Linked DNA regions of Homo sapiens: all the other regions are linked to region 1. The links are chromatin loops, found by intact Hi-C in ENCODE. Cell type or tissue: IMR-90. All regions are shown on one strand. Links, peaks and the distances in the headings refer to the core of each region. The heading gives the core; the rest is flanking DNA.

Region 1 (4,624 bases), core at 164-4,163:
GGATCTTGCTCCATCACCCAGACTGGAGTGCAGTGGTGCAGTCATGGCTCACTGCAGCCTATGTCTCCCAGGCTCAAGCGATTCTCCTTTCCAGCCTCCCAGGTAGCTGGGACTATAGGCATGCACTACCATACCTGGTTAATTTTTTCTATTCTTTGTAGAGGCAGGTTGTCACTATGTTGTCCAGGCTGGTCTCTGTCTCCTGGGCTCAAATGATCCTCCTACCTCGACTTCCCAAAGTGCTGGGATTACAGGTGCCAGCTACCATACCCAGCCAGTCCTTTCTTCCTTCCTCCCTTCTTTTATATTTTAATGTCCAAATTGAGGTATAACTAACATGGTAAAAAAAAAATACCCTTTTTAGGCACATCGTTCTGTGAATTTTGGAAAACACATATGCTCATGTAACCACCCCCAAAATCAAGTCATAGACATTCTCATCATCCCAAGGGGTCATTGTGCCTTTTCCTCTACCTAGTATCTGGCAACCAATGATCCATTCTCCTTCCCTGGAGGTTTGCTTTTTGGAGACTGTCACATGAATGGAATCCTATAGGACGTAGCGTTTTGAGTGGCCTTCTTTCACTTAGCATGAGATTCATTCATGTTGTTGCACATGTTAGCAATGTGTTTGTTTATGGCCGAGGAGCATTCCATTGCATGAATGTATAATAGTTTGTTTCTGCATTTACCAGTGGATGGATAGTTGTATTATTTCAAGTTTTTGATGATTATTAATAAAGCCACTGTAAATATTTATCTGCAGGTATCTGTGTGGACATATGTGTTTTCATGATCTTGGGTGAATACCTAGGAGTGAGATTGCTGGGTCATAAGTGAATGTTTAACTTTATAAGAGAAAGCTTTCCCAAAAACCCTGTGCCATTTTGCATTTCCATCAGCAATGCACAGGTTTTCCAGTTGCTATTATTATTTTTTTTTTTTGAGACAGAATTTTGCTCTGTCACCCAGGCTGGAGTGCAGTAGCACAATCTCGGCTCACTGCAACCTCTGCCTCCTGGGTTCAAGTGATTCTCCTGCCTCAGCCTTCTAAGTAGCTAGGATTATGGGCACCCACACCACGACTGGCTAAGTTTTGTATTTTTAGTAGTGATGGGGTTTCACCATGTTGGCCAGGCTGATCTCGAACTCCTGACCTCAAGTGATCCACCCGTCTTAGCCTCCCAAAGTGCTGGGATGACAGGCGTGAGCTACCATGCCCGGCCTTAAGTTACCCATTCTAATAGAGGTGTGGTGGTCTTTTTATGCATTTCGCTAATGACTAATGAGGTAGAGCATGCTTTCATGGGTTTATTTGCTATCTCTTTATCTTCTTTGGAATGTTTTCTTGTAAATAATATTTCATTTTCACTAACCATATGCTTATGAATACATATAACTTATTCCAACTCTACAAGTGAATGTTCATATACCATTCAAGTTTTTTATTTCCAATCATTATTGAAGATGAATAATAGTGTAGTTGTTAGGCACAGGAAGAAGGTTCAAGTTGCAGCTCAGCAACTTCCTAGCTGTGTACTCTAGACAAGTTGTTTGAAGCTCTGTGACTCTTTCCTCATCTGTAAAGTGAGGATGATAAGAGCATCTACTAGAAAGAGTTTTTGTGAGGACAAAGTGAAATGCCTCATGTGAGGTTTGTAAACAGTGCCTGACACATATGTAGTAAATGTTGCATAAGTGTTAGCTATCATCGTGATCTTTATTTTCATCTTCATCAACATCATCATCATTATCATCATCATCATCATCCGTGATTGAATTCAACAAAATGTATATGTATATTTTTACATATATAAATGTATATGTTCAACTAACATACATTTAGACAATTCACTCCTTTTAATCTAGTTACTGTAAAGAGACGTCACTTAACATAGGGGCCTCCAATTTCATGTTGCTGATTTCAAGGGCCCAGACGAACCTTTAAAACATTCTTTGGATTAAACAAGCATATAAGCTACTTGCTCCTCACAAACATCTTTAGGTGAATACACATCATTTTAATTAGGTAGAAATATGTCTTTGAGTTTTGTTGGGGACAGCTCAGTATTAAATTTCTGATAGGAAATTATGATGTTGTACGATTGTAATAGGATTTGAATTTGTGGACTAAATCTTTGCGCAAATAGATTTATACACAAACAATTTAATTTAATTCCATTAAATAATTAACTAATGATGTTGGTGACTATGGTGAACAGGACCTCTAAATGGGAGGATGTGGATATGTAATTACTCATTTTGTCCACTGAGAGGAGCCATTTCCATAGCAAAGATGGAACAAAGGTGAAAGGGAGATTGTGCTCACGACCCAATATTAACCTTAGTGTATAAAGTTACTTGTGCAGATGCCTGAAATCACTACGGTCCTACAATACTCAAATAAACCATGTTTTAAAAGTCAATACAATTAGCTGCAGTGATTTAAAACAAAAATCTGTTGAGTTTGGGTGGCAGTACATCTTCCCAGGGAGAGGTAAAGGGTAAAGATCATTTTTTTTCCTCTGTATCTCCTTCAGAAATACCCAGCACCAAATAAAAGTTAGTTGCAGGTAGCAATAGCAATAGAAATGTTTGCTGAGGGTTTGCTGTGTACTAAGTGTGTTGTAAACATTGGCTTATTTAATCCTCACACTGATTCTATAATGTTGGGAATAGTTGCCATCATTCCCATTTCACAGATTGGAAATGGAGGCACAGAGTGGTAAGTCAACCACCTGAGGTCACGGAGCTGGTAAGAAACAGGCAGTCTGGCTCTAAAACCCACGCTTCACTATGCTGTCTTTCAACTGTAAAGTCTGCAAGCCTTGGCTGAATGAGTGAATGAATGAATGATGGAGAAAGTGAGAGGATGAGACAGTGCAGACAGCTCGTCCAGGCCATGAAATCAGAAGTGTTTTCCCTTGAGACTCAGAGAGAAAAGTCAAAGTGGAAAAGTGGGCCCTCTGAACAGTTGCATGAACACAGCACAAATGTCAAAAGAGAACAGATAAGGAGGAACTTGTTTTGAATATATCTTAATATTGGAAATGATGTCAACAGTCCTTGGGGATAATGATCTTGGGGATAGTAAGAGAAGGTTTTGGCCTAGATGAAGTGAATATGGGGATGAGAAATGCAGTTTCCAGCTGGGCACTGTGGCTCACGCCTGTAATCCCAGTACTTTGGGAGGCTGAGGTGGGCGGATCACAGGGTCAAGGGATTGAGACCATCCTGGCCAACATGGCGAAACCCCATCTCTACTAAAAATACAAAAATTAGCTGGGTGTGGTGGCACACACCTGTAGTCCCAGCTACTCAGGAGGCTGAGACAGGAGAATCGCTTGAACCCGGGAGGCAGAGGTTGGGGTGAGCCGAGATCGCGCCATTGCACTCCAGCCTGGCGACGAGTGAGACTCGTCTCAAAAAAAAAAAAAAAAAAAAAGAAATGCAGTTTTCGTGAAAAATATGCTGTGTGGTACAAAACTGAACTGTGTTATGGTTTTATCTTTCCATATTTTATTAACATTTCAAAACTTGCCTCATCTTTCTTGACTGTCTTTAAAAGGTTTTTTGTTCCCCTTCTGCATTCCCCTCCCTCCTTTTTTAAAAAATTTTTTGCAGCTGTTTTCAAGCACTCTGGCTTTGTCATATTTTCTTGGCTTTGGTGACACGTGAACCCCAATTTGCCTGGTGATAAAAAAGGTCTCACAAAGAAATCCAAAAAGTTAAAAAAAAAGAAAGCTAGGACAATTTTTCCCACCTTAAAATGATTCTGCCACATTATATTCAACACAGAAAATATCAAAGATGAAAAAGTAAAGTGAATTATTTATAACTCAAAAGAGAGAGAAAATTTCTCTTTTTAGAGACTCTTCTGAGAAAGAATATCTAACATTCGGGGTGAGAGGTGCTTGTGGCCCTTGGAGAATCTTATGACCCATAGCTATGTTCACATTCAGATTTTTTTATTGGCTTAAAAAAAAGTATTTAGAAAAACTAACTTATGGAGACTGCTTGCTTTGCCAAGAGAAATGAGAGAACCCTATTTTATTACCCTTGTGAGTCATCTATTTTCTTGGTTCTGCAAAAAAAATTGTTATGAAACTCATCAAATATTACTTAGGAATAAAACCAGTGTTTGTGATTCATCTATAAAACAAATTAATTCACACAATTCAGTATAATCTTGACATCACGGTGCTGCAAAACAAGGCGTTGTCATTGAAAATCTGCCTGTTTTCAGGTATCAGTTGTTTATGCAGAAGCCTTTCTGGACCCTCTCTTGAGCTTTGTTTCAGCTCAGAATAAGAAACTCAGGCCGGGCACAGTGGCTCATACCTGTAATCCCAGTGTTTTGGGAGGCTGAGGTGGGCAGATCACTTGAGGTCAGGAGTTCAAGACCAGCCTGTCCAACATGGTGAAACCCTGTCTTTACTAAAAATACTAAAATTAGCCAGGCGTGATGGCACGCACCTGTGGTTCCAGGTACTCAGGAGGCTGAGGCAGGAGAATTGCTTGAACCCAGGAGGTGGAGGTTGCAGTGAGCTGAAGTCACACCACTGCACTCCAGCCTGGGTGACAGAGCAAGACTCTGTATCCAAAAAAAGAAAAAGAAAAAGAA
Region 2 (4,624 bases), core at 351-4,350, 890 kb after region 1:
TCCAGGCTCTCTACCTCAGTTCTTCCATCGCTAACCACGACAGCCTTAACCTTGGGCTTTCCCCACTCTACTCACCAGACTTACTCGACTTCCCCAAATCCTCAAAACTCAACTTTTCCCATCTTATCTTGGCATGGAGGGGCTTGAGAGGCACCAATAAATGGTAACCAGTTCCCTTCTTGATCTCTGAACAGAGTGCAAAATAAGAGTAAAGCAAATGGAATCACAAACTATCACCTTTTTAAAGGATAAAGCTGACTTTCCAAAATTCTTATACTTAGTATCTTTTCTGAATACAGTAGCCAGAGGCATTCCTAATGATGTTTTCACTGTAGCTATACTTTAAGAATAGCCAAAAGTTAGTCTCACTCACACAGCGTGTCACGTAAGTGATTAGTGATTGAGTATTGGACCAAGCATACTGATCTGGAATAAGCATAGGGCAGATTCTGACCTGGTAGAGAATGTCTCTCTCTCCTTTCAAAAAAGGCCTAAAAGTGACAGTAAAAAAGAACCAACGAGAACAAGATCAAAATGGAGTTTATTTACTTATAACCCAGATTGACTCTGAAAATGTTAACGTATTATTGGAGCTGGGCATTTACCAAAACCTGTCATAGGAAAAAAGGAAGTAACTTAAATCTCAAATAACACAAATCCTTTTTCTTTCTTCATAAGAGTGGAAAAGGGAATTGCTGATTGGTCCTGAATTTCTCTTTCTTCTCTAAAACACTTTCAGGCAAATGAGAATGGTCTTGACTGTTATGCAGAGGACCAGGATCCTGGGTCAAAAGAGCTTCTTTTCAGCCACAGGTATTATTTCACATTCTAGCTGGAGAGAGAAGGCATAAACAAAAACAAAAAGAAATGGAAAGACATAAATACCTGTTGAAGAAATGGAAGCGACATCACAAGACCAAGAGCTACTGTCAAAATAATTGAATACCATGCCGGGGGCGGTGGCTCACGCCTGTAATCCCAGCACTTTGGGAAGCCGAGGCGGGTGGATCACGAGGTCAGGAGTTCGAGAGCAGCCTAGCCAACATGGTGAAACCCCCGTCTCTAAAAATACAAAAATTAGCTGGGCACAGTGATGTGTGCCTGTAGTCCCAGCTACTTGGGAGGCTGAGGCAGGAGAATCGCTTAAACCCAGGAAGCGGATGTTGCAGTCAGCCAAGATCGCACCACTGCACTCCAGCCTGGCGACAGAGTGAGATTCATTCTCAAATTTTAAAAAAATTAAAAAAACAAAAGAATTGAATTTAAAAAAAGTTAGCAAAGATGGGCTGATAATATTGCTAAAGCATCTGTTTCAATGAAAAAAGGTAAGTGAAGACAAAGAAAAGAACCCCACCTAAGCTATGAGCTGGTAGCTAGAAACACGGGGAGAATCCAATGGTGAAAAGACAAGTAAAATGTTACATAAAACAACAGTTGTTAAAGGGGGTGGAGTGGTGAGACAGGAGTGCTGCCTCCTTTGCTCGGCCCATGGCCCTGTCGCTAAGGAAAAATAACTCCGTGGGAGTGAGTCAGATGAGATAGAACAGGAGGGGTCCTATCTCTGCTAAGTCAGCTAGAGAGACAGTGCGGGACAGACTTTGGAGTCTCGTGGAGTGGAAACCAGTGAGTCAGGGAGGAAGAACTCATCCCAGCTCCCACTCTGCAGCCACATCAAAGTTGCAGGGATTAGCGAACATGCCCACCCGGTTGCGCAAGCTATCCTGAATACCGAGAATCTAATCCACCTGATGAGTTTACTCAGCCAGCTTTTTGTGGACTTGGTACAAAATGCTCAAATGACTTTTAGTTAAAGGAAGCAAAATGGAAGAACAGTCCTCACACAGCAACCTCATCAAAGTTCTTCAATGTAATAAAGCAACTCTGTAACTCTGCTAATACCCTAACATAAAGCCATGATTGCCAAAACAAACAAACAAACAAACAAACAAACAAATTGTAGCCCCTGACTCCCTCTCTCTGGGTGAAATAGTCTTGATTATGCAGATTGTTTGAAATTCAGTCCATCCAAGTAGTTGCAATTCCAGAAATCAAAGAATAGGTACACTGCTCCCTCTACTGGCTTTGCAACTGCAGGTACAGATGAATTTAAACCAGAAAGCAGCCTTTTAGTCTTCATTTAGCTTTCTAGCATTTTCGCTAGAAAGTCTCTAATGACCAAAAAATAGAAGGGTGGTGCAAGTCTCTTAAAGTAAATCTTAAGTAAAGATTTATGGTAATTGTTAACAACAGATCACATTAAAGAGCAAAAAAAAAAAATGCTTAAAACCTTAAATTCTGTTCATGTGATAATTCTTGAAAGTATTGAAATTTTCTGAGGTTGACTACCATAGAGAGTCAAGAATTAAATATAGGGAAAAAAAGAATTAAATATAGGAAACTAAGAAATAAAAACCCTGTTAGATGTTTCAAATAATGTTTCTGATGCATTTCCTAGCATCTCTTCTCTCAGTATTTGAAGAACTTTTGCCACTCTGTTCTTCAGTTACTGAATTGTACAAACTCATAGTGTCCCTATAAGTCCTTTTTCCCTGAACTCTCTGAAAAAGACTATAGATGCATAGATTTTTAAGTAAAAATGAAAACTGTGGCATTCTCTGATTCTCAAAAACTAATAGGAATAATGGCCAAATGATACCAGCAATTGAACTCCTCTTAAAAGGAGCAAGCTGGCTCATGCCTGTAATCCTAGCACTTTGGGAGGCCGAGGCGGGCGGATTGCCTGAGCTCAGGAGTTCGAGACTAGCCTGGGCAACAAGGCGAAACCCCGTCTCTAGTAAAATACAAAAGAAATTAGCTGGGCGTGGTGGCATGCACCTGTAATCCCAGCTACTCAGGAGGCTGAGGCATGAGAATGGCTTGAACCCGGGAGGCGGAGGTTGCAGTGAGCCGAGATCGCACCACTGCACTCCAGCATGGGTGACGGAGAAAGACTGTGTCTCTACAAAAAAAAAAAAAAAAAAGAAAGAAAGAAAGAAAGCAGCAAACTGTGACTCAGATGACCTACCAGCTCTGTTTCCCCCTTATCGATTACCTAGCAAATGGTCCAAAGCTGATGCTCCAGAATATATGTCCTCTCTTGCAAAGCTCCAATTCCATACCTAACTGATTTATTCAACCAAATGCATTCATCTGATCATTTGATAAATATTTTCTGAGCACCTACAATGTGTAAGGCAGTGTTGTAGGTGCTGTGGATACAGAAGTAGACAGATGACCTCACTGAAAAGTCAGAAGCTAGCTTGGTGAGTTCCCATTTATTTTCTTTACATATCAATGAGTTTGTACACTTCCACATATACTAAGGTCAAATTGCAAATCCATGAAGTCTTCCTTGACTAACTTGGGCCATGGGTTTCACATCAACTGATCTTCTGAAATACCCTGTCATGAAGCCACTACACATTTTCTGTCTAGAGTTGTTACTCATATCTGTTATTGCCTTGAATTAGTATTTAAAGATTTGACTGCCATCTGACTTTTCACATATGTTTGGTTTTCTCCTCAACTACATTAGAAATTATTTGAAGTAAGAAATACATGGCCTGACATAGAATGATATGAAAAGTCCTAAAAAGGTATAAAAAATAAATCATACTTAACAACTTAACTTTCCTGAAAAGAATAATATTACATTAAATACGGTCCATCAGCAAAGTTTTATATACTATAAAATTTAATTGGTTTTAATCCAAACTAGATTACTTTATTAATTATAAATTAATTAATATTAATTGTTATCCCCAGTGCAACTTCTAAGAAAATAATTCAAAATATATAGCAAAAGAATGGCAAGAGAATTAAGAGATTTTTTTAAACAGCCTTAGAGGTATAGTCAAAATTGTATATTAAAAAATTTCTAACACAAAAAGGCAATAATGGAGAAATAGTGGAAAAAAAGGACATAAAACATATAGAAAAAAATTTAAACGAAAAGCATAAATCCTACCTTGTTAGTAATTACATTACATGTAAATGCATTAAACACTACAATCAAAATACAGTTATTGACAGAATGGGTTTTGCTTTGTTTGTTTGTTTTGTGAGACAAAGTCTCACTCTGTCGCCCAGGCTGGAGTGTAGTGGCACAATCTTGGCTCACTGCAACCTCCGTCTCCCGGGTTCAAGCGAGTCCCCTGCCTCAGCTTCCCAAGTGGCTGGGACTACAGGCGCCCATCACCACATCTGGCTAATTTTTGTATTTTTAGTAGAGATGGAGTTTCACCATGTTGGCCAGGCTGTTGTCTAACTCCTGGCCCCAAGTGACCAGGCCACCTCGGCCTCCCAAAATGCTGGGATTACAGACATGAGCACCATGCCCCACCAACAGAATGGATTTTTAAAAAAAACAGATCCAACTCTATTGTGTCTACAAGAGACACACTTTAGATTAAAGATACAAAGAGGTTAAAAGTAAGAAGATACCACCCAACAGTAACCAAAAGAGGGCCAGAGACCCATATTAATAGAAGACAAGATAGACTTTAAGACAAAGAAGATTTTTATGATGATAAAAGACCTAACAATTATAAACATATAAGCATCTAATACCAGAGTCCCAAAATCCATGAAGCAAAAACTTGCAGGATTAAAGGAAGAAATGGAT
Region 3 (4,624 bases), core at 388-4,387, 710 kb after region 1:
CGGCCTCCCAAACTCAAGCGAGCCCCCCGCCTCAGCCTCCTGAGTAGCTGGGACTACAGGCACACACCTTCACATGCAACTAATTTTGTTTTTTTTTTTTTTGTAGAGATGGGGTTTCGCCATGTTGCCCAGGCTGGTCTTGAACTCCCAGGCCCAAGCGATCCTCCTGCCTCGGCCTCCCAAAGTGCTTTACAAAGGGATTACAGGCGTGAGCCACCACGCCTGGGCCATTATTAAGCTGAATTCATAACTAAGCACTTAATCTTTCCACGTTCAATGCAATTACAGTTTCATGTGACCACAGAGCTGGTGGAACCTAGGACTACACACAGCACTCACATACACAGGCACACACACATGCTCACATAGACACATACAACTAGAGAGTTCTCGAATTCTCACTGAGCTGATGCACAGAGCAGGAGACAGAGAAATCAGTCCATGAATCCAAGTATGAAAATCCAGAAAGTAACATTTAAAGGAAAACAGAAGAAAATACACATTTCAAGAAAGGCTTAAGCCTTTCTGGAAAGAGGAGAGAGATGCATTTTTTAGAGTGCTGAGCAGCTGCAAATACTTGTCTATCTTGAATCAGCCAACCATGATTCTTACAATCAGCCCCAACATGTAGTGCAGAGAGAGCAGGGTTTGTCATGAAGATCTTCAAAGACCTTCAATGCAGAGGACTTTGGTAACAGCGTCAGTTCCCTATCTTCCTAGTAAACAGCACTCCCATCCACCAAGTGTCCAAGCCAGAAACCTAGGAGATGTTCTCAACTCGTCCATTCCTTCATTCCCTTCTCTCACTCAGTCACCATGTTCTCATACCTCCTTAATCTCTCCTAAAGGTATCAATTTGTGGGCACTCCCCTTGCTACTGTTAGAGTTCAGTGCAATTCTCTCTCAGTTAGACCTGTTACAAAAGCCTCCTCACTGGTCCTTTTCACTTTGACTTTACCCATTCCAGCGTGTGTTCCTTATTCTACATTCAATGTGTTTTCTGAAACACAAATCTGAGATTTACAACATAATGGTTAAGAACTCGGGCTCCAGGTCAGAATGCCTGGGTTCAATTCCACACACCACCACTTACCAGCTCTGTGACTTTGATCAAGTTACTTCTTGTTATATGCTGAGTTGCGACTGCATTTGGAGATGGGGTCTTTAAAGAGGTAGTTAAGTTAAAATGAAGTCATTAGTGTAGACCTTAATCCAATCTGACTGGTGTCTTTATGAGAAGAGGAGGTCAGGGCACAAACAGGTGCAGGGGAAAGACCACGTGAAGACATAAGAAAAAGACAGCCATCTGCAATCCAAGGGCAGAGACCAGGAGAAACCAGCTCTGCCGTCACCTTGATCTTGGACTTCTGGCCTCCAGAATTGTTAGAAAATAATTTTTTGGGACAGGCGCAGCGGCTCACGCCTGAATCCTAACACTTTGAGAGGCCAAGGCGGGCAGATCACTTGAAGTCAGGAGTTCAAAACCAGCCTGGCCAACATGGTGAAACCCTGTCTCTACTAAAAATACAAAAAATTAGCCAGGCATGGTGGCAGATGCCTGTAATCCCAGCGACTCGGGAGGCTGAGGTAGGAGAATCACTTGAACCTGGGAGGTGGAAGTTGCAGCAAGCCGAGGTCATGCCACTACACTCCAGCCTGAGCGACAGAGCAAGACTCTGTCTCAAAAAATAATAATAAATAATAATAATAATAATTTTTTTGTTGCTTAAGCCACCCAGTCTGTAGTACTTTATTCTGGCAGCCTCAGCAAGCTAATAGACTCTACTCTCTAAAGCCCATCTTTGCATGGCAAAATGGAAATAATAATAGTATCTCTCTCAGAGAATTGTTGGGAGAATCAACTGCAATACTGTGTATGTTACACCTAGAACATTGTCTAACACATAAGTCATACAAAGGAGCAATGAAAAAGATAGTGATGATGACGATGCTACCTCCTTACCTAAAATTCTTCATTGGCTCCACATTGCCCAAAAAAAGAAAGTCCAAACTTATTAGCACGCTCCACGGCACTAAATGACCCAGACAGTGCATGCCCCTCAGCTCACCTCTTGCATGTGCTACAGCCATTCCAAACTGCTTAGAGTTTCCAGAGCACCTGCTGTCCCATTGTCCCAGGCTTTCTGATGCCTCCCTTTCTTCCTAACAGCCTTTTCCTACAGCATTGCTTACTCTCATCTTCAGAACAACTGCTCAGCTAGGATGTCATCTCCTCAAGGATCTCTCTGTGCTCACTTCTGCCCCCTGCTGAAATAAGAGCCCACAACACCCTGTCATTAATTTTATTTTACCACCTATCACTCTGTATGATAGTTGCATATGTCCTATCAGACTTTTCCAAAGGACCTTCTATTCCTTCAGCGATTACGCCTGATTCATTATTGAATCCCCAGTGTAGATCCTAACATGTGCCATGAACTAACTCATGAAATATTTGTGGAAGGAATGAATGATTCTGACCCTATGTCATCAGCCATGCTTTCAGTGGGGGCCTTGCCTGCTCGTTCCCACAGCACACTCAATGAGAATCTCACAAGGCATGACAATGCATGCTCAGGTGCCAGAATTCAGGACTAAGTCTCTGGTAGATAACTGTGTGTTTCAAAATCATTGCAAGAGGATACAAAGGAATGTATTATATTTGACAGGAAAAACCCTGGTGTGCAAACAATACATCTATGTAAGCTGCAAAAGAATGATTGTAAGCTTTTTTGAAAAAGAGGATGAGATGTGTTCAGTAACTCTGAGGAATTTGTTATTTACAAGCACGTTGCTGGTATTTTGGCCATCAGGCATTTCTCTCAAATGAAATGCCAAGAATGTGCCTGAGAACAACAGATGCCTTTCATTTGGAGGCCCAGCTCTGCTCCTGACAGAAAGTGTGTCCCCATAAGGTACACCCTGCTTGCCCCAAACATGCTGGCCCAGAAGGCATTACCCGTCCCCCCCTCTCATTTCCTCCGTGCTAGCAGTACCAGCCCCTGTGAGGAAGACTCAGAGGTCAGTCGACACCCAGCCATTCCCCCACATACATGCTGACTAAACTATCCTGAGTAAACCAGTCGAGGCCTTATAGCCCCCCAAAACATTTGCATGATGATGTTACTTTTTAAATTCAGTATCAGCCTGGGTGTGGTAGCTCATGCCTGTAATCCCAGCACTTTGGGAGGACGAGGTGGGAGGATCACTTGAGGTCAGGAGCTCGAGACCAGCCTGACCAACATGGCAAAACCCTGTCTTTACTAAAAATACAAAAATTAGCTGGGCGTGGTGGTGCATGCCTGTAATCCCACCTACTCGGGAGGCTGAGGCAGGAGAATCATTTGAACCTGGAAGACAGAGGTTGCAGTGAGCCAAGATTGCACCACTGCACTCCAGCCTGGGTTACAGAGTAAGACTCTGTGTCTAAATAAATAAATAAATAAATTCAGCATCAGGAATTTTGAACTGACGGGCTTTCTCTCACTGATATGTTTCCATTTATGTCTTAATTGCCAAGACTTTGAGACTCGCATTGAATATCTAATCACAATGACTATGTTAGCCGATGCCTTAGGTCTGTTTCCTTCCTCACTTCTGTATGATATTGAATTGTCCAGTTTTACTCTAATTATGCTGGCAGAGGGCATGGGTCTGGGCTCTGAAGTCAGACTACCTAGGTTTGGATCCCGGCTCTGCCCCTCATCAGCCGTGTAAACTTGGGGAAGCTAATTAACCTTTCTGTGCCTCAGTCTCCTTATCTGTAAAATGGGGACAGTTAAATGAGTTAATACACATAAACAGAAAACACAGATATGAAGATATAGAAACGTATGTAAAAAATAGAACAGTGACTGGTACAAAGTCATTGCTACGGCAGAATTTTTTATATGTAGTTATTAATATAAGTTGCTTGAATATCTTTGGGAAGCAGTTTAAGTATAAATTATAAATATATGATAATATTAGTAAAACATATTTGCTTTAGGAATGTATAGCTTGTAATTTTTCTGATTGGTACAGAGTCATTGCTACAACAGAATTTTTTTATATATAGTTATTAATATAAATTGCTTCAAATATCTTTGGGAAGCAGTTTGAGTATAAATTGTAAATATATGATATTAGTAAAACATATTTGCTCTAGGAATGCTTAGCCTGTAATTTTTCTTTTTGATAACACAATTGACAGAACAAATTTGATTCAGGACCTCATGGTGTATGCACACACACATACACACACACACAAACACACACGCTGTATTTACCTTGAAAACAAAACTACAGCAATATTCTAATCCTAAATGTGAGTTTTTTGTATTTGGAATTCTGTGATTTGAATTGCTGCAAAATCTATGTCTACTGGACCACTGCCACTTCTTACATTTTACTGTGTTTGAATAATTTGGGTCTCAAAGGAGAATCATGGTTTAAAAAGCCAAATAAAGAGAATAATGTGTTAATAAGCTTATCTTTATTGGAGGGGTAGCCCTTTAAACTAAACATGAGCTCAGACATCAGACCGTGCTGGCAAAAGGTCACAGATCCTGATGTCTATTTTAAAAACTACTTTCCATACCTACCTACCTGGCAACAAAAATGTCAAAACAGTTCACAGACAATT
Region 4 (4,624 bases), core at 437-4,436, 54 kb after region 1:
GTCATTGGACATTGCACTCCAGCCCTGGAAACAGAGCGAGACTCTGTCTCAGTTTAAAATAAATAAATAAACAATGTATTAGGAACTTCAGTGTCACTTGAAGGTTGATTAGAAATGAAAATAATCTCCGATGACTTAGGTACTTCCTAGCGATGAAAACTTCCGTAATTAGTCAACTAATTGACTAATTACAGGGTCTGTTGTTTCCTTCTTTGCATTCATAAGTTCTCATCATTTTGCTCCCACTGATTTGCATTTGAGTTCAAACAAGATAATTTCTGAACTCCTATTGCAAATTGCTAAATGCTGTCTAAATATCTACTAGAGATGATTAGAATGATGGTTAATAAGTGCTATATTTCACATCAGGTTAAAATTTCTTCCAAGATATCTTTCTTTTATCTGCATGTATAGAATTTAGATCTTAGCATGAATGGGGATGAATTTATATCCATCTGTCATCTGAGATACTCTATGTGAACAAGGACCACTGTTGATCTGGCTGACCATATAAAATATCAGATAACAAAACCTTGAAAACTCATATTGGGAGTGTATGCTTTTGTCTAGTGCTTCTGGTCCTTTTAAGCAGCCAACAAATTTGCATTGAGACCTTGCTGACTGTGGGTATCGGTGATTTTTGTCCATTGACGATTTTATCTTTAGTTGCTACTTCTTTGGTTTCAAAGAACTACATGTGACAAAAAGTGGCAATGTCTTAGGAAGTGGTTAAGCTGAGTTTATAAAAAAGGAATTGAAAATATGTAAACATTTAAGCAATTTGAATTGATTAGGAACTTGGATGGGGGTAGTGCTTCAGTTTAATATAACTCAAGAGTTCTAGATAAATCATAATTCTTTAGATGAAGGCTAGTTTGTTCTGGATTCCTGCTGAGATAAAATGATCATAAATTTACAAGTAAAGAATAATGTAAATACCTTAATGTCAAAGTATTGCTTTACAGTTCATACAATACTTCTCAGTAAGTTGTATCCTGAGAGATCTTGTTTCTGCTACATACCAGCTGATGACCTTAGCAATGACCATCAGGCTGTGGACCTTAATTTCCCCCACCCCGGTAGGGTAAGAGGCGTGGTCTGGGCTCATCCTTCCAGCAAAGCTCTGTCTAGCTAAAAAAATCTACAACCCTGGTAACTTCCACTTTTATTCTCTCTGCTTTGTAGATTAGAAATCAGAGGAGGTGTGAGTCTCTCATGATTGGATAGACTGATTTAATTACAATTCTTAGAAAAATATTAATGCCTTTCTTCCTCCATTCCCTGTGTTTTGGGCTCCTGCTGTGAGTCGGGCCTTCTCTAGTGCTGAAGACACGGAGTGAAGAAGGTGGCCTCTGCCCTGGCCTTCTCCTGGGCTCTGGGGTGAGCCGCTGTCCTGGATTGCTCTGGACCGAGGGGCTTCCTGCCCAAACTGGGAGAGCCCCGGGCAAACTGGGATAAGTAGGTCACTCTAAGTGGGAGATACTGAGCATAAATGAGTATTTTTTTTTTAAAGTGAACAGTTTCAGACAATGACCAGTGTTCTGTGGGAAACCCTCAGGATAATGCAGTGCTGAGCATTTTGGGGTGGGGGTGGTGTTGGTGAGCTAACAAGGCCTCTGAGGAGACCACGGATACGCTCCAGGGAAGAGGGATAAGGTGGATGGAGACCTGGTGAGAAATAGAATGTTTGAGAAATAGATCAGTGACCAGGATGAACCCTGTGAGCAAAATCGTATGTTCTGGAGGGAGGGAGAGGTAAGGGCGTTGTGGGTCTTAGTAAGGACCCCATACAATAACAATAGCTACTGTTACCTTCTGGCACTTCACTTACTTCATTACAACCAATTCATAATCACCCATTTTACAGATAAGAATACTGAGACATAGAGGCTTTAATGAATCGTATCTAACGTCATGCAGCTTGCAGATGGTGAAACCGAGACTTCAACCCTGATGTTTTGGTGCAGAACCCACAGTTGTCCTTAACTGCACTCACCTGAGGGGAAGCCCCTTGGCCACCGCAAAGCTGTCCCTATCCCTCCAAACTCTTCATCCCCACCGCACTCACAATCACTCAGGAATAAAGACCAGCTTTGTCATTTGCAGTCGCAGTTTTCACCAAGCCAGTAACGGCACTGGGGGAGGCCTCTGCTGCTTTTGTGGCTTGGTTCCAGTGCTGAATGGGGGTAGTTATAGGATGGCTTAGAAATAGTCACTCTGCGTGTAATCAGGTCACTTCACTGCAAAAACATTTTTGTTTCCGCTTCCTTCCTTTTCTGGATCTTATCCAGGGAACAGTGTCTCTGACCTTCTAAGCCACAAAGGCCAGAGATAATGGGGCACAGCAGGTTGATGTCGTGAAAGGAGGGGAGAGTCCGTGGTCAGGATGAGTGTGTGGGCACACACACACACACACACGCGTGGGGAGACAGTCACTACCCAGGGTGTACGTCATAACGTATGCTTAGAAAAATACTGCTAAGAAATACACAGAAACTTTCCTAGTGTCGAATTCTCTTTTGTGTGTCTGAGATCTCCCTTCGGGCTCAGAGTAGAGTGGAGGAGACGGGCATTCACTCTGGGCAAGTACAAAGAAAAGCACGTGAAATTCCTCCCCTTCTTGTCCTCATCCTCATCCTTGCAGCTCACATCCAGCGCCGGCCTGGGCTTCTGTGGTCTGTGTTGACTCTGATTGCCTTGCCAGATGTATCGGCAGTGTTGAGACTGGATTGGTTTACAATTTCTTTCAAATCTGCTTAAGAATGAGAGAGACCTTTTTCTATAGGGGAAACATAATGTGTTCTACTTGATTAGGGCTGGAGGTAAAAAATAAAAGCTATATGGAAAATTCAAAGGATTTAGGTTTTTATTCTAAATTTTAAAACTTACCCATAAGAGATTCGATGGAAAATAATGAGCCCTAAAAAAATATTTTCCAGAATCAATCATGATTTTTTCATGCACATAATGTTGGTTTAAGGCTTGGGAATCAAGAGAAAAATGCAGAAGGAATGTCATATGTTTTGCTTTACAACTTTCTCTCCTATTGTTTGCGTTTCACACTTTCACACTCAAATCTCTCTTCCATTATTCTTTGACTTTTATAAATCTACTGAACATAAATTCTGTTTAATTATAGCATGGTTCACGTGTACTAGAGAGTTATGTTAATAATGAAAATGCTGTTGATTAGTAATCAAAGACAGATTTCGTAAACAGAGAAAAGGAGGCGAGGAAAGGTTTGGGGTTCAGGAAGGAAAGCCTAACTTCCTTCCTCACCATTCTCCCACAGCTGCAAGGTTTTCCAGGTTACTGTGGCCAGGTCGCAGCCCTGTCTATGCAGTGATGTGGGTGTTGTGCTCTCTCTTTTTTCTGGTAACAATTTTCCCTCCCTCCGTGGCCCCTGTGGACACTGATGTTTGTGTCTCAGTTGGCCCTGGGGTGTGGTGGTGCTGCTGTGAGGAGCACTGGTCACAGCTGGCCTGCATCCTCAGCAGGTCCCCAGGGGGACTTTAGGCAAACCACTTAACCTCTCTGAGCCTCAGTGTTCTTACAAAAAGAAGATGCAGTAACAGCCCCAAAGGGTGGTTAGAATTATTTTAAATATCTCATGTAAAATGCCCAGTGTACATCAGGTGTCCTGCCATCAGAGGGACTCAATGATTTTGATTATTATTATAATTTTAAATCTTGACTGTTGATACGAAGTGAGAAACAAATGAAGTCAAGGCCCCAGGGCACTGCGTTTGAGGCTGTCGGGGCTTGATGTGGTTCCAGGTGTGGCAGGAGTGCTGGGGATGAGCGGGTACCAGGCTCCAGCCTGCCCTCCCCTTGCCCCATCTTGGCACTGTGACGGCTGGCAGCTGGGTTCCCAATCAGGCACTGAGAGGCCATGTGTTCCTTTGTCATAGGGCATGTCCACCTCTGGTGTGTGTTTAGCCCCAGGCAAATCTTGAACTAAGTCTCAGTGTCCCGGGAAAAAGAGCACTGGACTCAGAAGTAGAAGAAATGGGGCCGAGTGTGGTGGCTCACGCCTGCAATCCCAGCACTTTGGTAGGCCGAGGCAGGTGGATCACCTGAGGTAGGAGTTCGAGACCAGCCTGACAAACATGGTGAAATCCTGTCTCTACGAAAAATACTAAAATTAGCCCGGCGTGGTGGCACATGCCTGTAGTCCCAGCTACTCGGGCCCCTGAGGCAGGAGAATCGCTTGAACACGGGAGGTGGAGGTTAGAGTGAGCCGAGATAGCACCACTGCACTCCAGCCTGGGTGACAGAGTAAGACTCTGTCTCACAACAAAACAAAACAAAACAAAAGATATAGAAGAAATGGGCCCTAGTCCCATTCACAAGTCACCTTGGGTGAGCCGTTTCAGAGCATGGGTTCCTCTGATAGAAAGTTTACATTTTCATATACGTCTTGTGGTTTCTGAAGGGAAGTTAAATGAGAGAATATGTATGTGAAAATACTTTGCCTACTCAAATAATAATATCAGTGATCATAGAGGTTTTTGTTTTTTTTTCTCCCCAGGGCTCAGTATTCCCCTACTATCTGCTTACTGCCTTTCCAGATCCTCCCTTAAAATGCTTTGCTCAAACCTGTTACATCTTCAAGTTTTTTCAG
Region 5 (4,624 bases), core at 175-4,174, 600 kb after region 1:
AAAAAAAAATGCTTGGCAACTACTGCTCTAGAATACTGTCATTAATGGGACTCCACGCTAACAAATCCTGCCCTCTGTGAGTCCCAGGATCTCATATTCCTGAGACAGACAATCTATTGCTCCAGAGCTGGGCATCCACTCCTCAGCCAGGATGGTAAGACCTGGCTCCTGCAGGTCACCTCGTGCAGTCAGGGGCAGGGGCAGCTGCCGAGAGGGAGTTATTGCTGTGAAGTGAGCACTTCCTTCAAGAGATGCCACTGCAGAGTGATAGGAGGGGATGTGGTCAGGGAGGAGGGGGAGGAGGAAGCAAGAGATGGGGGGTGGGTGGAGTGAGTTAACTCTGACTTCAAGCTAGGGGACCTCTCAGATTCCTCCCTGTACCACATATTGGTTCTGTTCTCATCTCAGGCACCATCTCCTGTTTACCTGCCCCTTTCACACGGGGCACCAAGGGAGAGAGACTGGGGATTGGTCAGTGCTTCTCAGTTGGGAGAACAACAACAAGAGAACAAGAAACAAGAACAAGACAGCAGAAGAACAAGAGCAAGAGAGCAAGCACTCTTCTACTGCTGGGAAGAGTAGCTTGTATATATGTAAACACATGAACACAGAATGTTACAGAAAATCAAGAGGACTGTTGGGGGCTGAGTCCATCCACTCACACTCCCCCCATCAGCCCCGCACTCATGGGCCTCTCCATAAGCTTTTGTAAATGACCTTATTCATCTTCAAAGCAGGCAGGTCTTGTAGTTGACACGGGTAAATGTTGATCTTCTTTTTCTCCTTTTTTAGAAAATATGCTGAAAAATAAAGTGTCTTACTTTTAAAGAGAACATTCCCAGAAATCCTGTTGCTACTGCTGGCTGCAGAGATGGCAAATCATAATTGGTGACTAATATAGGAGTTTGATCTTTATCCCAAATTTGTTGGGATGTTAGCAGTGATTTGGCAGTGGCTATAGTAAATAATGGGCTGGGTGCGAAAGTTCCGAAAGATTTCATCCTGGGTAGGACAAGACTAGGTTTCACTTGAGAGCAGCCTTCCACCTGGGAAGTGGCCTATTCTTTCTTGACTTTCCTAATAAGAGTGTAAGGTGTCATGATCTGAGATTTTGCCTCAGGTCTGGAAAGATAAGCTCATGAATATTTATCCATCTGGATCTAGACACAGAGTGGCCAAATGGGGTCCCAAACCCACCTTCCATTTTGGTCCTTCAAAACCCTCCATCTGTGAAGCTTGCTTCCCAGCAGCTGGAATTCCAGCAGGGAAGAACCCCTGAGGCATCTACCCCAGTCCCCAGCCCTCTCCTCCCCTTACCTGAGGCTGTCACAGAACACTCCTCCCCACAGCCTGGCCAGGGGAACAAATGAATTCTGTCCATGAACCCACAAGACTTCAGTCTGGGGTTAAAAGCATAGAAAATCATAGTATCAGCTATCATTGTTGCAGCTCTAATGTTACCCTAGTCAAATCACTGCTGATTAAAACCAGCCCTGTTAATAAACCACAGGCTTTATTTCCCCTCAAATGTCTATAACCACTTTCTTCAACCCCTATTAAAAGGCAAAACCCAAAGAAAAACACAGCTTTGGAGCCCAAGTGCCGCTTATTCCCCAGAGGAGAAAAAAATAAGCATGAAAAAAAAATGGCTCTTTTTTCCTCACCTTTCCCCCACTTAATGGAATCAAACCTTTTAATAACTAAAGGGAGAAATCAATAAAAAGCAGGCGGGTGTTATCAGTGGCCTGTAACGTTAGAGCAGCTTGAAAACAGTCCTCCTCTGCCTCCCAAAACGAATGCATTTGCCAGCAATTCCCTGCGTCTGACTCACATCCTTATTACCTCCTTCTCCTCTTGCTTTCCCCTTAAGGGACTGATTTTTCCTCCCATCTAAGCCAAAAAGAATTTCTTTGGATTAAGAAGACTGATGAAAGCATTTTTAATATTTGAGCTCAGGTCTGCAAGCTCCATAAAACTGACTTCTCCTGTTGCCTGCTTTGTCTCCCCTCACCTGCCTTGTCTGTAGTTTTCTCCTTCATTTGCTCTACAGAAACCAGCCAGGGACCCTCTCCAGAGCGGGGGGCGGTGGGGGTGGGGGGGGGGGTCTCTGGCCCCCTGGCAGCTTCCCCTGCAGGACTGGCTGCAGACTCTGCTCTGCTGGCTCCAGAGGCAGGATGTGACATCTTTCAAAACCCTCAGAAACTGGGGAGAGGGGAACTTATGTGACAACCTTCATGTTGATGCCGTGTGTCTTTCAAGTAAAGACCGGTTTGACAAGTGCTGAGTGGCTCAGAGGGGAACATGTTTCAAGCCTGGAGGGGAAAGTCTTGACAATTCATTCCAGGGAAAACTGGAACCTTCTCCACCCACCCTGCCTTTGACTAAGGAGGTGGAAAGGAAGGGAGACCTGAACATGATGGCCTTTGTTCCTAGTTCTTCCCACATTTGCATCACTGTTACAACACTGCTTTCCCTTGCTCCTCAAATTAATGGTAGCTTTGCCAACATTATCTTAAATTCCTGGAACCTTGAAATTACCACACGTAGACAGTGCTTTGCTGGAGTAACCTTGCCAGGAACTGCTCAATTAAATGGTTTTTGGGAGACAAGGGACCCAGCTTAAAAAAAAAATAGTGGTGATTGGGCCACTCTGCTACTGTTCTGAGCTTGGGTTCTGAGATTTGATCGCCCCATTGGGAAGCTACGCAACACCAGGCAACTCTTTCACCCCAATATCATACCAAAAGTCCCGCTGGCTTCCCGGCAAAGCATCATTTTGAAAGAGTGAAAAAGCATCTGCCATCAAATGCCTCACTCTATGATATTTTCCATCCATTTTCATATCCAGTCAAGTCATCATCCAGAGAATAATTATTTTTGGATGATGGCAATGTACTAAATGACAGATTGATGTGTATCTGTGTGTGTAAGTGTGTATTTTAGGGGACATGATAAATGTCATCTCAAGGTATAATTCCGAGAAAGGACCGGCTGACACAGAACCACCAATCAGTGCAATAAATCACACAAGAAAATCGTTGCTCTAATGGAGAGATGAGCACTTTTGTCTAGATCAGTGGATTTTACGGTGTGAGTCCTCTATTTTTTCCAGTGGTTGTGCTCTAGAAATTTTAATATTTATGACGTTAATGGTTTTTTAAACATGATGCATTGTAGCAACAAAAACAGCCAAAATATCATTTTATTGGTGTTTCTTCAAAAGAGTGGGGAAATTAATATACTTTCTGCCAGGAACTTCTTTTCCATAAATTACAGTATTTATTCTTGATACAGTTCCATGGTGTACATATTATAAACCAAATGAGGTGCAAAGAGACTGTGTCACTTACCCAAGGTTATTTATCATCATCCCCATGACGGTCATTATCATCCCCATATCTACTCTTTATTTAGCACGAACTTTAGGCTAGGAACTCTTTGAGATATATTATAAGCAGAATTTCTAATGCTATCAATAACACTGCAGTGTAGGTATTTTGAGTTTCAGTTCATAAATGACTAAACTGAAGTTCAAAGATTCATCAATTTGTCCCCAGCAACGCAATGAATAAGAGACAGACTGGAGATTCACATTCATGTCAATGACTTCTGAGACTCGTGGTGTGCTGCTTTTAAAATATGTCTACAAATTCTTTGATATTCCTCCCTTCATAAGGTGGACATTAATTTTTCTGCCCTTAAAAGTAGATTGTACTTAGAGGCCCACTTCGAAACTGTGTGACTTCCAAAATTAGGTCAATTTATTGTGACTTCTTGTTTGTTCTCTCTCTCTTACTCTCTCACGTGAGTGTGCATGCAAACCTATGCACTTGGTTTGCTCTTGAGGAAGCCAGCTGCCATGTCATGAAGACACTCAAGAAGCCCTATGGAGACACCAAGTGACGAAGAGCTGAGGCCTCTTGCAACACCCATGGGACAGAGCCATCTTGGAAGGAGACACTCCAGCCCCAATTGAGCCTTCATAGGGCTGCAGCCCCAGCTGACACCTTGTCTGCAACCTCGTGAGAGATTTTGAACCAGAACCACCCGGTTAAGCCACTCCTGAATTCTGATCTGCAGAACTGTGAGATAATAACTGTTGTTTTAATCTGCTAAATTCTGGAGTAATTTGTTATGTAGCAATAGATAACTAATGCACATATTTCCTCAAAAGTAACTCCATTTGCCCATGGAACAAACATGGAGCAGACATGGTTGAACCCAGTTTCCCATGGCACAACTAAAATAAAAGCTTACTTGTTTTCCATTTGCCACACCCCATGTGTGTCCAGTGGTACACAAAATTAAGTGAGACGAAGAAATTAAAGCCCATTTCCAGCCTCCTCCAGACTCAGCACACTAAAAATGTACTTAGTACCCTGAAACTTCATGACTTGTCACCCTGACTCTCCAGAGAATCACGAGGAGCTAAAGTTGACTATCTGCTGTTCGACTCAGTTTCCCATGGTTCAAACCAAAGCACAAAGTAGTGTTGCTTATTGGGTCTACATTTAAACATTCTGAAGTCTCCAAACAATGAAGTAAAAAGTCTTATTCCACGAGTCCCGTGATATTATGGCACAACCCTTTATACTAGGCTGACACCACTTGACTGAGAAGACTG
Region 6 (4,624 bases), core at 469-4,468, 210 kb after region 1:
CAATTTCTGACACTCAGAAACCAGCATTCCTAATAAGAAGATGCATGCCCCTGTCCACTTTCCTTTCACCATGATTTTCAGCCTGACTTTGCAGTCTCTTTTCTCCTTCAAATATTTCTTTAGAATTGGGAGGTTATGGAGGGTTAGAGAAGGCGAGGGAATAATTCAGAGAATTTTAAGGGAAGGTCTAGAACATCCCATTTCCTGGCCTCTTTTATAGATAGTAATTAAAAAAAAAACAATGCTTCTGGAAGGAATGTTGAAATGCAGATTCTGATGCATGAGGTCTGGGATGGGGCCTGAGAGTCTGGATTTCTACCAAGATCCTGGGGGACACTGACATGGCTGATCCACAGCCCACTCTGCTGAGTATCAAGGCTTGAGATTAAGTGCCTAGCTTCAGACTACATTAGTCAGTGGTTACTCTAGTGGCCATAATAAATACCAATTAATTTTAGATGGTTCAGAGCCATGCAACTTCAAGCAAGTTTTTAAAACCCCCTGAGTTGCGTTTTCCTCACCTATTCACCCTTTTGAATAGTTGAGGGGATAGCACGGTCTTCATACTGATCTTTTTTTCACAAAGGAAGAGCAGGGTATGAAAAAATATCGAATCAGGAGCCCCTGGGTGACCTAGCCATGTGACCAGAGGAGATACTTTGGACCTCAGTTTGTTTTTCTGAAGTGAGATGTTGGCCTTGGCCACCTTTCAGATTCCTTCTGGCTGGAACTGTTTACCATCCAGAACATAATATTCTTAGTTTAAAGAAATGTAGTGACGTGCGGTCGTGCTGTCTTTCTGTTTGCAGCATATCAATAGTCCATTTAATGCCAAGTTCTTGACCAGGAACACAGACCCATAATTATGCATAATTTCTGTGGGAAAAATTGTTCAGCTTTCTTGCTCCACTTGATGACATATTTTTCCAAGAACAAAGGGGAGGGAGGAGAGTGATGGCAGCTGTAGATTCGTAACCTTCTGATGAGTGGGAGTCTTCAGGTTTTACCCTTCTTTTGTTCTGTCACCCAAGCGGAGCTCTCTAACTCTTGGATGTAACCCCATGAGATCACCACAGGTCCCTTAATCACAAATTATTCTGAGAACAATCTGTAGTCACTGCATACTCACGTTGGCCACAGTACATGTAAGTGTTTGGCTACCTCATAAGGTAAAGAATCTCAATACTACCCTGTTTTCTCGAAAAAGGAAATTTGGACATGTAGGGTGCCCTCCTGCTTCTTCATAGAGAATCATCCAAGAACAACTCATGCCCCTCTCAGGGAAGTGCTCTCTGGGATCTTCCCTAATGACAATTTCTTTTTTTAAGACAGAGTCTTGCTCTTTTGCCCAAGCTGGAGTGAAGTGGCATGATCTCGGCTCACTGCAACCTCCACCCCCAGGTTCAAGTGATTCTCCTGCCTCAGCCTCCCGAGTAGCTGGGATTATAGGTGCATGCCACCAAGCCCGGCTAATTTTTGTATTTTTAGTAGAGATGGGGTTTCACCATGTTGGCCAGGCTGGTCTCAAACTCCTGACCTCAGGTGATCCACCCGCCTTAGCCTCCCAAAGTGCTGGGATTACAGGCATGAGCCACTACACCCGGCCCCTAATGACATTTTGCATATGTATGACAGATGCCATCTTGACAAACTACATTTCCTTCCATCGCATGTGTCCTCACAGTAACCCCGAGAATCTGGTCTCCTCCCCTCCTTCTACAGAGGAAGAGTGAGGGCTCCGTGTGGCGAGGGGTCTGCTTGCGGTGCTGCCCAGAGCGTGGAGGGGCCGGCCAGGGCTGCACTTCAGGCCTCCTTGTTTCCTGTCCTGCGTTTCCTTCATTCCACCAAGGCCATGATTCTGACATCCTGCGAATGCCCTGTGAAGATGTCCTCATGAAATATATGCTCCTTGCTAAGTCTGTTTACTTCTGACTCTGTGGAAAGATTTTAGAGATGTTAGTAACTTTTTTTCTTTTCTAAAGTCCCTATGGAGAAGTGATTGTATCTGTAGTGCTGCCTTTCTAGGCCCTGGAAGGAATCCAAAGCTGTCACTGTGTTTTCCATCTGGCCCATTATCAAGAATCTCTGCTGCTTACTATAGCCTGGAGGCTGTCCTGCAAAACCCTGTACAGGGCTGCCAGCAGGTTGGCAGAGCAGGAAGGGCCAACACTGCACAGCTTCGCAATAGAGAGAAAGGATAGGTGGGCACGCAGGTGCACCCCGCTCTAAGACAGGGGCAGGGGCCCCCAAGGAGACTGATTCTCATCCACAAATAACTACCTGCTGGTTTACTCTTTGCTACCTGTAAATTGTAAACAGCTCAAGTAAATACAGTTCAACTTATAAAAAATTAATTTGACTTTTCTAAAATAGTCATAGGTCAAAGGTTTTATTTTTATTCATATTTGTTTATTTATTTGAGACAGAGTCTTCCTCTATTGCCCAGGCTGGAATGCAGTGGTACGATCCCTGGAACCTCGACCTCCCAGGTTCAAGTGGATCCTCCCACCTCAGCCTCCCAAGTATCTGGGACTACAGGCATGTGCCACCACACCAGGCTAATTTTTGTATTTTTTGTAGAGATGGGGTTTTTCCATGTTGCCCAGGCTGGTCTTGAACTCCTGGGCTCAAGTGATCCTCCCACTTCTGCCTCCCAAAGTGCTGGGATTGATTACAGGAATGATTCACCGTGCCTGGCCAGTCACAGGTTTTAAAAGCAACACTAAAATGGGACATCTGTATTTCCAAAAGAAGACTAATGGTAAGTGAGTCTTTGCATTAGAGTTTTATCTGTCCCATCTCCCCATGGGTTCCTGGCACCTCAAACACCTCATCAAGAAAAGTGAGATAACAGAAGTCACATCTTTGCAGAAAGTTCAGAAAATCTATATTTATAAAAGGGTTTGCAATAGAGGCTGCTGCTCATGTGTTTCTTCATAAATAGCTAATAGAAGTGAAGTGTTAGAAGGGAATTAATGGCAGGGTCTAGTTATACTGAGGACAACTCAGCCACTGTTACCCCAATTTTTAAAAGCACTTGTAGCCCCCATAGTCATTCCAAATTTAACTCAATCAAAGTGGAAAATAAGAGGAGCTGGCATTGTCTGGGCATTAATATTGGATGAGCCTTAGTTTGAATCAACTTTCATGTATTAATCACATCCCTGATAATTCAAGAGGACACTCGTTTTTTTTCCCCTCCCTCCCATACCCATGCCAGGCGCAGTGGCTCACACCTGTAATACCAGTACTTTGGGAGGCTGTGGCGGGTGGATTACTTGAGGTCAGGAGTTGGAGACCAGCCTGGCCAACATGGTGAGACCCCATCTCTACTAAAAATACAAAAAAAAAAAAAAACAAAAAACACCAAAAAAACCCGGCATGGGGGTGCATGCCTGTTATCCCAGCTGCTCTGCAGGCTGAGGCAGGAGAATTGCTTGAACCATGAGGTAGTGGTTGCAGTGAGCTGAGATTGCGCCATTGCACTCCAGCCTGGGTGACAGAGTGAGACTCCGTCTCAAATAATAAAATAAAATAAAATAAAATAAAATAAAATAAAATAAAATAAAATAAAATAAAATAAAACACATGGGAAGAACTTGTTGTTTAAGGATTCTTGTAGCTGATCCCAGAACTTTGGAGCTGGAGGGGAAGCTAGTAATGACACAGTACCTTTCACAAATGAGGAAACCCCAGATCCAGGGCCATGGACTGATGTGCACTGTGCTCAGGTGCTGGGCAAGGCAGAGCTGAGTCTCCCAGGTGCTGGATCCCTCTTAGCTGCCTCCTCTCCTCAACTCTGCCCTGCCCTGAAATAGACCTTGTGTTCAGAATCTGTGTGCACAAAAACAAGCCCCTAAAGAGAGCACTCTGGGACTTGAACAACTCCAAATTCAGTCGTCTGAGTGACAAGGCAGTTCCCTTCTAAATGTCTCTTCCACTGGGCACAAGGCACCTGTGTTGGTTTCCTGTGGCTACCGTAAGAAAGTATCATAAACTGAGTGACTTAAAACAACAGAAATTTATTTTCTCGCAACTGGAAATGCTCGAAGTCCAAAATCAGGATATCAGCCAGGATGTACACCTTCCAAGGGCTCTAGGGAAGAAAATTTCCTTGCCCCTTGCCGCTGTTGGAGGTTCCAGCCACTCCTTGGCTTGTGGCTGCATCAATCCAATCCAAGGCCCGTGTGGTTACATGGCCTTTCTCTCTGTACCCTGTGTCATCGCCTCCTCTTTCTCTGATAATGACACTTGTCCTTGGAACTAGGGCTTACCGCAGTTATCCCAAGATGATTTTCTCTTCTTAAGATCCTTAACTTAAAAACATCAGCAAAGATCCTTTTTCCAGGTAAGGTCACCTTCACAGGTTCTAGGCATTAGGATATGGAAATACCTTTCTGAGAATCATCATTCAACCCACCACAAGCACGCATGTAAATAAACTCTCAGAAACGCCCTAAATCCTCAATGTGGGTATAGCAAGCTCTAGATTTGCATTTGCCAAGGTGTGTTTCTTACACACCCAGATTTGAAGAGCTGTTTTTCAACTGTGTTTCATGGTAAAATAAGTTTGATAATTTGGTAATTTTGGTAAACAAAGTTAAATAGTAAGCAAAAGTTTTTG
Region 7 (4,624 bases), core at 356-4,355, 910 kb after region 1:
CATTCAATGGACACTTAGTTTGCTTCCTCCTTTCGGCTTTTGTGAATAATGCTGCTATAAACGTGAGTGTGCCGGTATCTGTGTGGGACACTGCTTTTACCTCTTTTGAGTATATATACCTAGAAGTGGAATTGCTGTTTAACTTTTCGAGAAACCACCAAACCATTTTCCAAACAAAGCTATTTGATAATAGATGTTAGGCATTAATGATGCTTTTATTTTCAATGTGTGTTGACTTGCTGGCCCACACAGCCAGATCTGGCTCTAGTACCTGTCCATTCTTAACTTCCACCTGACTCCCACCCACACTTCATTGAAGTCACACTCGCTGCTTGCCCATTTCTGGCTCTTCAGGCACATGCTCTGCCTGGAACATCCTTCCCAGATATGAACAAAGTCCACACACCTCACTTCTCAGGGCTCTGCTCCCATGTCCCCTCCTCAGAGAGGCTGTCCTACCTTGACCGCCCTATTTAAAGTAAAAGTAATACCCTGTCACTCTCTATCTTAACTTCCTGCTTCTGTTTTCTTTCTAGTACTTATCACCACCCAATCTATTAAATGCCTATTTGCCTTTTTCTGTCTTTCCAGTTGCATGTGAGCTTTAGGAGAGCAGAGACTTTGTCTACGATGTTCACTGCAGTAACCCCTATTCATAGTCTCACACTTAGTAGTTTTTCCATAAATATCACTTGGATGATGGAACGAATGAATACCAGACCAGGGCCCAGTCACTAGTCAAGACTTGGCCTTCTAGAAAGATCCATCTCATCCAGGACTTCTTAGACTCATATGTTCGGTGTATTTGCTGTAGTTGTGATTATGCTACATAGTAATTCCTTCTATGCATCTATTACCTGTAGGCATTAAGCTACACATTTTGTGATAACTTGTTTCTATTTTCTATTTTGAAAAAAATTAAAATTATGAAAAAGTTACGAGAATAGTAGGATGAACACCATACACCCTCTGCCCAGGTTCATCAATGTTAGCAGCTGAATACAGTTGCTTCATCTCCCCCTCTCCCACGCATTCATTATTGTTAGTGTTATATTCTGAGCATCTTGACATTACTCTTGAACTTCTTGCTAAAACATTTGAACACCACTGAAAAGCTGACTTCCTCAGAGTTTCCCATTTTCACACTAAATGTCCTCTGAGACCTAACCAATCTTGAGCGGACCAGTTAAATGGCATCAAAAAAAGTTAACAAACCCAGAAGCAATTTTAAAGGATAAAGTTAAGTTAACTTGGCTGGGCGTGGTGGCTCATGCCTGTAATCCCAGCACTTGGGGACTCTGACGTGGACAGATTACCTGAGATCAGGAGTTTGAGACGAGCCTGGCTAACATGGTGAAACCCCGTTTCTACTAAAAATACAAAAAATTAGCCAGGTTTGGTGGTGCACGCCTGTGATCCCAGCTATTCTAGAGGCTGAGGCAGGAGAATCGCTTGAACCCGGGAGGCAGAGGTTGCAGTGAGCTGAGATCGCGCCATTGCACTCCAGCTTGGGCAACAAGAGCGAAACTCCGTCCCCAAAAAAAAAAAAGTTAAGTTGACTTTTCACCAACCTAAAGTTAACATCATGTATTAGGAGTCAGAGTTAATGGTTCTCTAATTCTGTCTAGGCTTACCCTGTAAAGACACACAGGCAGAGAAAGACAGAGAGAGGGAGAGAGAGAGTTCTGCCCCAAACACATTTTGCCAAAATGAGCGTGTGACATGTTAAAGCATCATTTCACACCTCTATTGTAATTTAACTTTCTACTTACATAGATTTTGCTCTGAGTTCATCCTCATCGCAGCTTTATGGGAAAAATCACCAAATCCCTGTACAAAGAACTGCTGGGATTTTTTTCTTTAACTCTACTGCCATCTAGTGTTGAGAAAAGAGAATTCTGGACTCTGCAAAAAAGAATGTATATTATTTGCTATTTGCTTGTATATCTAGATTCAAACCTGTTTTATTGCAGAATAAATTTGGAAGCTATATCCACCATGATCTTCTTGTTTTATTTTGGATTCAGTAAAATTTCTAAGAAAAAAACTTCAAAAATTAGGCCATATTTCACATTATCCTGAAGGCAAGATGGACAGTAAGGCTTAGTTTTCCCAGCGACCCTTTGGCCCATTTGGCGTCACAAAGGAGTTCCCCTCTTCCTTCCAGCTATTTGTCTGGTTCTTTGGCATGACTTCTTTGTGATGCTTACTGGTCATTGGCTGTTTCCTGTGACTCCTGTGGGAATGTGAGCTCCCGGAAGGCAGAGATTTTGCCTTTTTTTTTTTTCTTTCCTGCTTTGTTCATTGATATATCCGAAATTACTAGAGCAAAGCCTGGAACATACATGACAAGCATTTAATAATTATTTATTCAATAAATAAAGGAATAAATGAAGGAATGTTGGGAATCATTCTAGAAATGGGTGTAAAGGCATACTAGGGGACTTCGAAAAGGTCATGGGGGCCAGGCACGGTGACTCACGCCTGTAATCCTAGCACTTTGGGAGGCCAAGGCAGGAGGATTACCTAAGGTCAGGAGTTCAAGACCAGCCTGGCCAACAAGGTGAGACCCGGTCTCTACTAAAAATACAAAAATTAGCCAGGCATGATGGTGCACACCTGTAATCCCAGCTACTCAGGATGCTGATGTAGGAGAATCACTTGAACCTGGGAGGCAGATGTTGCAGTGAGCCAAGATCATGCCACTGCAGTCCAGCCTAAACGACAGAGCAAGACTCCGTCTCAAAAAAAAAAAAAAAAAAGAATTAAAAGATAAAAATACCAGCCTGGCCAACATGGTGAAACCCCATCTCTACTAAAAATACAAAAATTAGCCAGGTGTGGTGGTGTGTGCCTGTAATCCCAGCTTCTCGGGAGGCTGAGGCACAAGAATCATTTGTGCCCAGGAGGTGGAGATTGCAGTGAGCCAAGATCGTGCCACTGCATTCCAGCCTGGCCGACAGAGCCAGACTCTGTCTTAAATAAATAAATAAATAAATAAATAAATAAATAAATAAATAATATAAACTTTATTTCCCAACATAAGCTTCATCAAGTTCAAGATACTTTTCTAAGTGATGATACCAACCATTTTGTCCATCCCTAAAGAACTGAGGGTCCTGGGAATTTAACCATGTTCATGTTGTCTTTTCTATGTTATTAACTGAGGAAAAATGGGTGATCTTTAAAGATTTTTTTAAGAATAGAAAACAGAAAGAAGTCAGATGGAGCCAAATCAGGACTGGAGGATAGGCACCTAATGATGTCTCATCAAAACTCTTGCAAGATTGACCTTGTTTGCTGAGAGGAATGAGCAGCAGCATTGTCATGGTAGAGAAAGACTCTCTGGTGAAGCTCTTCCAGGAGTTTTTCTGCTAAAACTTTTGCTAGCTTTCTCAAAATGCTCTCATAATAGTCAGATGTTATTGTCCAGAACATCAACAAGCAAAATGCCTTGAGCATCCCAAAAAACTGTTGCCATAACCTCAGCTCTTGACCCATCGTCTTTTGCTTTGACTGCACCACGTTCACCTCTTGGTAGCCATTGCTTTGATTGTGCCTTGTCTTCAGGACCATACTGGTAAAGCCATGTTTCATCTCCCGTTACTAGTCTGAAGAAATGCTTCAGGATCTTGATCCTATGTATTTAAAATTTCCACGGAAAGCTCGGCTTTTGTCCACAGCTGACCCAGGCACAACTGTTTTGGTACCCATTGAGCGGGAAGCTTGTTCAACTTTAATTTTTTAGTCAGAATTGTGTAAACTGAACCAGTTGAAATGTCGAGAATGTTGGCTATTGTTTGTGCTGTTAATTTTCAGTCCTAATAATGATGTTCCTTTGTCTATGATGATGGCTATTGTTTGTATTGTTGATTAGGGTATGAACAAGAAAATTTTTTCCTTGCAAATTGATGTGGATAGTCTGCTGCTGCAGGCTTCATCTTCAACAATGTTGTCCTTTCTTTTCCTTTTCCTTTTAAGAGACAGGGTCTCACTCTGTCACCCATGTCGGAGTGCAGTAGCACCATTGTAACTCTCTGCAGGCTCAAACTCCTGGGCTTAAGCAATCCTCCTGCCTCAGCCTCCCAAGTAGCTCAGACTGTAGGCATGCACCACCGCACCCAGGTAAATGTTCTATTTTTTGTAGAGAAAGGGTCTCACTTTGTTGCCTAAGCTGGTCTCAAACTCTTGGCCTCAAGCAATCATCCTTGGCCTCTCAAAGTGCTGGGATTATAAGCGTGAGCCACCTCACACGGCCCTGTCCTTTCCTAAAACAAGTTATTCATTTGTAAAATTATCACTTGAAGAATTTTCTCCATAAACTTTTTGTAAAGCATCAGTGATGTTACCATTCTTCCACCCAAGCTTCACCACAAATGTGATGTCTGTTCTTGCTTGAATTTTAGCAGAATCCATGTTTCTCTTATAAGGACTCTTTTCAAACGGATGCATTATCCTCCTTAGTGCCTCAAACTAGACCCTGTTCAGATATATTATAATAAATTAGTACAAGTTTATTTGCTGTAAAAAAAGAATTTTAAATCCATGCACAGTTTTTTCACAATACATATTTTTCATGGACTTTTTGAAGACCCCCTTATATTTGCGGTGTTAGTTTCGCTTT

Evidence for each region. Peaks named below come from ENCODE experiments on the same cell type or tissue, not always from the same donor. Only the 100,000 strongest peaks of a DNase experiment are listed, where the experiment ranks them.
Region 2: a loop joins it to region 1, with 11 times the contacts of the local background. A loop is called at or near these places in 89 of 110 quality-filtered maps.
Region 3: a loop joins it to region 1, with 5 times the contacts of the local background. A loop is called at or near these places in 24 of 110 quality-filtered maps.
Region 4: a loop joins it to region 1, with 2.1 times the contacts of the local background. A loop is called at or near these places in 2 of 110 quality-filtered maps.
Region 5: it touches region 1 in a loop (6-fold over the local background); 2 of 110 quality-filtered maps call a loop at or near these places.
Region 6: a loop joins it to region 1, with 3 times the contacts of the local background. A loop is called at or near these places in 20 of 110 quality-filtered maps.
Region 7: a loop joins it to region 1, with 7 times the contacts of the local background. A loop is called at or near these places in 48 of 110 quality-filtered maps.

What each region holds. Positions count from the first base shown.
Region 1 is chr9:87,322,464-87,327,087 of GRCh38, reverse strand. No RefSeq gene overlaps it. Among named protein-coding and RNA genes, the nearest start is that of DAPK1, 170 kb to the left of the region's middle. In IMR-90, for the core only: a CTCF peak has its summit at 2,271; a DNase peak (open chromatin) is centred at 2,297; H3K27me3 peaks cover 155 bases.
Region 2 is chr9:86,431,596-86,436,219 of GRCh38, reverse strand. All of the region lies in intron 1 of LOC102724080 (a long non-coding RNA gene), which reads right to left. Among named protein-coding and RNA genes, the nearest start is that of TUT7, 79 kb to the right of the region's middle. In IMR-90, for the core only: a CTCF peak has its summit at 2,072 (motif pointing left); DNase peaks (open chromatin) are centred at 1,629 and 2,059; H3K4me3 peaks cover 269 bases; H3K27ac peaks cover 185 bases.
Region 3 is chr9:86,613,270-86,617,893 of GRCh38, reverse strand. No RefSeq gene overlaps it. Among named protein-coding and RNA genes, the nearest start is that of LINC02834, 93 kb to the left of the region's middle. RefSeq lists an enhancer at 1,913-2,414. In IMR-90, for the core only: a CTCF peak has its summit at 2,250 (motif pointing left); a DNase peak (open chromatin) is centred at 2,533; H3K27ac peaks cover 1,303 bases.
Region 4 is chr9:87,268,336-87,272,959 of GRCh38, reverse strand. The region is part of intron 7 of LOC105376126 (a long non-coding RNA gene); the gene reads left to right. Among named protein-coding and RNA genes, the nearest start is that of LINC02872, 120 kb to the right of the region's middle. In IMR-90, for the core only: no CTCF peak of the experiment used is centred there; a DNase peak (open chromatin) is centred at 2,389; H3K27ac peaks cover 1,177 bases.
Region 5 is chr9:86,719,201-86,723,824 of GRCh38, reverse strand. No RefSeq gene overlaps it. Among named protein-coding and RNA genes, the nearest start is that of LINC02834, 13 kb to the right of the region's middle. In IMR-90, for the core only: no CTCF peak of the experiment used is centred there; a DNase peak (open chromatin) is centred at 1,824; H3K27ac peaks cover 2,263 bases.
Region 6 is chr9:87,116,934-87,121,557 of GRCh38, reverse strand. No RefSeq gene overlaps it. Among named protein-coding and RNA genes, the nearest start is that of LINC02872, 29 kb to the left of the region's middle. In IMR-90, for the core only: no CTCF peak of the experiment used is centred there; a DNase peak (open chromatin) is centred at 2,027; H3K27ac peaks cover 383 bases.
Region 7 is chr9:86,411,719-86,416,342 of GRCh38, reverse strand. LOC102724080 (a long non-coding RNA gene) reads right to left here and starts at 2,502. Exons shown (of 2, transcript XR_007061636.1): 1 at 1,773-2,502. In IMR-90, for the core only: a CTCF peak has its summit at 1,881 (motif pointing left); no DNase peak of the experiment used is centred there.